Regions from separate parts of the Homo sapiens genome. Here region 1 is linked to region 2. Evidence: read pairs that join two places in POLR2A ChIA-PET (ENCODE). Cell type or tissue: PC-3. All regions are shown on one strand. Region 1 overlaps KMT5A (lysine methyltransferase 5A). Region 2 overlaps DDX55 (DEAD-box helicase 55).

Region 1 (2,500 bases), 220 kb before region 2:
GTCATCCAGGCTGGAGTGCAGTAGCTCACTGCAGCCTCAACCTCTCAGGACCAAGTGATCCTCCTACTTCAGCCTCCCGAGTAGTTGGGACCATAGGTGTGCACCACCATGCCTGGCTAATTTCTTTCCTTTTTTTAGAGACGGGGTTTTGCTGTGTTGCCTGAGTTGGTCTTGAACTCCTGGGCTCAAGTGATCCTCCCGCCTCAGCCTCCCAGAGTGTTGGCATTACAGGCATGAGGCACTGCGCCCAGCCAGCAGCCCGTCTTTGAAACTCCTCTGAGGCCCTCATGGGCAGGTGACTGAGTGACCTGCAGGCTCCAGTGGACAAAGGTGTTTAAGTGACATCATCTCCAAGGAGCTGTGTGCCTCCTCGGTGTGTGCCTTCTAAGGAGCTGTGTGCCTCCAGGTTTTCAGTCCTGATATTTATTTTCTCCTCTTCCCCTCTTACCCAGAGCTCAAGGAAAAACGCAACAGAATCGCAAACTTACGGATTTCTACCCTGTCCGAAGGAGCTCCAGGAAGAGCAAAGCCGAGCTGCAGGTAGTCACGTGCTTTAAATTCCAGTTTGTGGAGGGGCAGGGTGGCCCACCAAGCAGTGCTTGGCGTGTGCGTATGTGTGTGTCCTCAGCCTTGTTTTCGTCATCTTGGAGCAAGTCTCTTGGCCCCTCTGGACTTGGTTTTCTCCTGGATCTATCGGGGATCCTCACAAAGCTTGTCCTGCCTTTCTGCTGGGGTCACTGCAGGGCTTGGTTAAGACACTTGTGTGAAGGAACCTTGTGACTTGTAGCATGTGGCAGGGAAAGCCAGGTGTGACTCTGAAGGTGGATTTTCCAGGACTTGTTGGCAGAGCCATTGGGAGCCTGGGACTGTGGGAAAGGCTGCCTGTTCTTTCAGAGGCTTTTCTTGTCTGTTTTCTGGAAGTTTCCATGTTGTGGCCCAGGGTGTTAAACAGCAGTGGCTTGGGGCCACTTGCTGGTTGCGTAGCCTTGGGCCAGTCACTTACCCTGTCCATGCCTTGGCTCTCCAGTCTGTAAAATGGTACAATAATGTAGTACCTGCTAGAGCTGTGGTGAGCATTCAATAAATGTGGTCATGCAAGAGGAACCCTTAGAACCATGCTTGGCACTCAGTAAGTGCCAGCTAACTGTTACTATCGCCACCTCTGCTTCCTCAGTGTTGTCACTCCCGTCTGCTCTTTCCCACGCTGCTGCCATACTAGGAGCCTGCAGACCAGTGAGCAGCACCGGCTGGAAGGCCAGCTGGCCTATGCGGGCCTCCGCTGCCATGTTTGCAGAGGGTTGAGCTATGCGGCAGGCAGTCAATATTTGCTGCAGTGAGGTGTGGTTATTGCCTTTCTGTGAAGGAAACGCAGGGCATGGCAGGTCCCTCTGCTCTTCCCCCTCAGGGACACCTGGGGCTGCCCCTCTGCTCTCCCTCACCCCCACAGTGACCACCGGGTTGGGAGAGGTGCTCAGGATTGCATCCTACACAGAGAGGTGGGGACCCCGGCTTTGGCAGTTTCAGCATTTCAGCCCTCATGCGGACTCCTTCAGCGTTCTTGATGTTAAATGCGCAGATACACAGTGGTCTAGTATTCTTTCTCTTTTTCTTTTAATTGATGAAGCTTCATTTAAAAAAAATTTTTAAAAAGGTCCATTTTCTTCCCCACAGAGAGCAGCTTTGGTTTTATTGCCTGAAAAAGGCAATGTCTTTCAGCCAAGAATGAGCTGTTTAAAACATTTGTCAGCAGTGGGAGGCTGTGCTAGGTCACTTTTTTTTTTTTTTTTTTTTGAGATGGAGTTTTGCTCTTGTTGCCCAGGCTGGAGTGCAATGGCGTGATCTCGACTCACCGCAACCTCCATCTCTTGGGTTCAAGTGATTCTCCTGTCTCAGCCTCCTGAGTAGCTGGGACTACAGGCATTCGCCACCACGCCCAGCTAATTTTGTATTTTTTTTTTTTAGTGGAGATTGGATTTGTCCATGTTGGTCAGGCTGGTCTCGAACTCTCGACCTCGGGTGATCCGCCCACCTCAGCCTCCCAAAGTGCTGGGATTACAGACGTGAGCCACCGTGCTCGGCCTGCTAGGTCACTCTTAAAGACAGCACTGGGCCAGGTGCAGTGGCTCACACCTGTAATCCTAGCACTTTGGGAGGCCCAGGTGAGCGGATCATCTGAGGTCAGGAGTTCGAGACCAGCCTGGCCAACATGGTGAAACCTTGTCTCTACTAAAATACAAAAATTAGCCAGGCATGATGGCAGGTGCCTGTAATCCCAGCTACTTGGGAGGCTGAGATGGGAGAATCACTTGAACCCAGGAGACGGTAGTTGCAGTGAGCCGAGATCGCGCCACCGCACTCCATCTTGGGTGGCTGAGCAAGACTCCGTCTCAAAAAAAAAAAAAGACAGCACTGCAGATGGTGAGGTGGTGCCAGACCACAGAATCCCAGACACCTCCCAGCCAGGGTTGGAGCTGCGGTGTGCCCACACACAGGGCCTCTG
Region 2 (2,500 bases):
GGTCAATGTTGATGTGATTGGTCTTCTCTTCCTATGTGTCACCTCATGGATTCTGGATGACCACTATTACACCCTGTCATGTCTCCACTGAAGAAAGATAAGGGGGGAAAGGCAGAGGGGGCTTAGGGCAATGTTAGCTATATCCATGCCTTTTAATCAGGAGAGCAAAGAGCTTCTTCAGAAACCCCTCTGCCCTAGTTGACTTCAGCTGTGAATTCATCTTAGGGGCCAAAAGTGGGTCACGTGGTGGCCCCTCACTTCAAGAGCAGCAGAGAAAATGAGTGCGCAGCTTTTCTGCCTCTGTAGTAGTGGCCAGTGAAGCAAGAAGTGGTTGGGAATAGTGTTTATCAGCCACCCATGGAGTCCGCCACAGTGGGGTTTTGTCCTGTGGTCAGAAGGCAGCGTAGGGACAGATGCATATGTTCTTTGGACTGGTTGGTTCTTTTCCCCTTTTCTCCAGAGATAAATGTGTTGATCTTTAGTAGTACATAAAAAATAATTTTATATTTATTTATATATTTATATTTATAATTTCTTTTCTATCTGTTATCCTACAAATAAAATGCAATATTGACCATGACCCACAGTAAGAAGTACAATTTGGTACACACCCAAACAAGACAATAAAACAAAGGTTTTCATGAAACTGCACCCTGCTAGGTGGGATGTTTTCTATTCTGTTCTACTCCAGCTGTTAATTTTTTTAAAATGCTGGTCGAGACCCACTAAATTGATTTCAGAACCCACCAGGTCTGTGGGTTGTGAGGCTTAGTGTGTGAAACACCACTTCATTACATACTATGTGACTCAAGGTGGAAAAGAGCGGTCACAGCACAGGTGGAGGGACTGAAGTAGACAAGAGTTAGCCCAAACTGGAATGCAGTAGTGCAGTAGTCTGGTCTAGTGGGAGGAGCATTAGACCTGGGTTCTGGTTCTGCCACTTACTCTGTGTCTCTGGTAAGTTTTAGTTCCCTCATCTGCAAAAGGATGGGAAGTCACTTGGGAATGCTTCCAGTTAAGGAAAAGGGTCCAGGGTGAACTTTATTAGAAGGGTGCCGGGTAAGGAGCTCACAGATTCAGAGAATGTTGAGTGTCCAGCTCCCAGGGAAGGAGGCTCCCTGGCAGGAGTTCATGGGCCATCTCTTTAGGGCATATCTTTATTGGGATGACTGCCAACCCCTTTTTGTCTTTGGATGACTCAGCTCCAAGTCCCAAATATCTGGGAGAAGGGATCTGACTGGCCTAGCTTGGGTTATTTGCTGAGCCCTTGGGAATCCTGCTAATTGGGAAAGAAGCAGTTCCCTAAACGGAAAGCAGAAATGTTTTTAAATCTTGTAACACTATTTGTGGCTAAGATGTCATTGCTTTTGTTCTGAATGACTGTTTCACTTTAATTCCTTTCTCGGGGTCAGGGAGATTTCCCGTGAGAACATCTTTAGACAGTAAAATATGTCCTTGGGGGTTTTAATTCATGTTTAAGGGATTTTGTCAAAAGATTGGCCTTTCATTGGCTGAGAGGATTACAGATTGAGAACTCAGTTGTGGATGATTTCCACTGCCATTTTCCTTGTCATTCCCCTAGGGAGGGCTTGTAGTTAGGTTGCGTCTGCTGCAGCTATTGCTCACTGTTCCCCTCTCCCGGTTGTAGAAGGACCAAAGTGGCCAATGACTCTAAGCCCTCTGTCCCTCTTGCAGCACCTGTGCCTGTGTGGAATACTATGGGAAGGCTCTGGAAGTGCTGGTGAAGGGCGTGAAGATTATGTGCATTCACGGAAAGATGAAATATAAACGCAATAAGATCTTCATGGAGTTCCGCAAATTGCAAAGGTGGGTGGGCTTCATTGAAGGTAGCAGCTCTCCTGCCACACTGCTCTTTCAGGTCCCCAAATGCCCCATTCTCTAGTAGCCTGTGCTGTCCGCATGTGTTGTCTTTCCTGCCTGGAACCCTCTTCCCTCTCTAATCTGGTTATCACATCTCTGTAAACACCCCGAGCCTCCATTGCCCTGTTCCAATTGCTTTGCCTTTTGCTATGTCATTTCCCTAGTTACTGAACTTCTGTGCTAGACAGCAGGCTCCGTGACACAGGAGTCCTGTGTATTGTCTTCACTCCCAGATTGCCCTGTGCCCGGTCCAGGGAAAGGTTGTGATGACTGTCAAGCAGCAAGGAGCAAATCCATTTGTCCTGTCTGGGTAGAAACTGTCTGTGGCTTAAGGCCGGACACGGTGGCTCACGCCTGTAATCCCAGCACTTTGGGAGGCCGAGGCGGGTGGATCACGAGGTCAGGAGATCAAGACCATCCTGGCTAACGTGGTGAAACCCTGTCTCTACTAAAAACAAAAAATTAGTCGGGCATGGTGGCTGGCGCCTGTAGTCCCAGCTACTCCAGAGGCTGAGGCAGGAGAATGGTGTGAACCCAGGAGGCGGAGCTTGCAGTGAGCCGAGACTGCGCCAGTGCACTCCAGCCTGGGTGACAGAGTGAGACTCCATCTCAAAAACAA

The links. Peaks named below come from ENCODE experiments on the same cell type or tissue, not always from the same donor. Only the 100,000 strongest peaks of a DNase experiment are listed, where the experiment ranks them.
Region 1: POLR2A ChIA-PET joins it to region 2 with 8 read pairs; 10 of 35 experiments call an interaction of 5 or more read pairs at or near these places.

The regions. Positions count from the first base shown.
Region 1 is chr12:123,395,893-123,398,392 of GRCh38, forward strand. It overlaps KMT5A (lysine methyltransferase 5A), which reads left to right. Exons shown (of 8, transcript NM_020382.7): 5 at 453-540. Among named protein-coding and RNA genes, the nearest start is that of KMT5A, 13 kb to the left of the region's middle. In PC-3, no CTCF peak of the experiment used is centred here; no DNase peak of the experiment used is centred here.
Region 2 is chr12:123,613,490-123,615,989 of GRCh38, forward strand. It overlaps DDX55 (DEAD-box helicase 55), which reads left to right. Exons shown (of 14, transcript NM_020936.3): 9 at 1,696-1,827. LOC105370041 (a long non-coding RNA gene) reads right to left here. Exons shown (of 3, transcript XR_945475.3): 3 at 1-476. Among named protein-coding and RNA genes, the nearest start is that of SNORA9B, 2.0 kb to the right of the region's middle. In PC-3, no CTCF peak of the experiment used is centred here; a DNase peak (open chromatin) is centred at 1,172.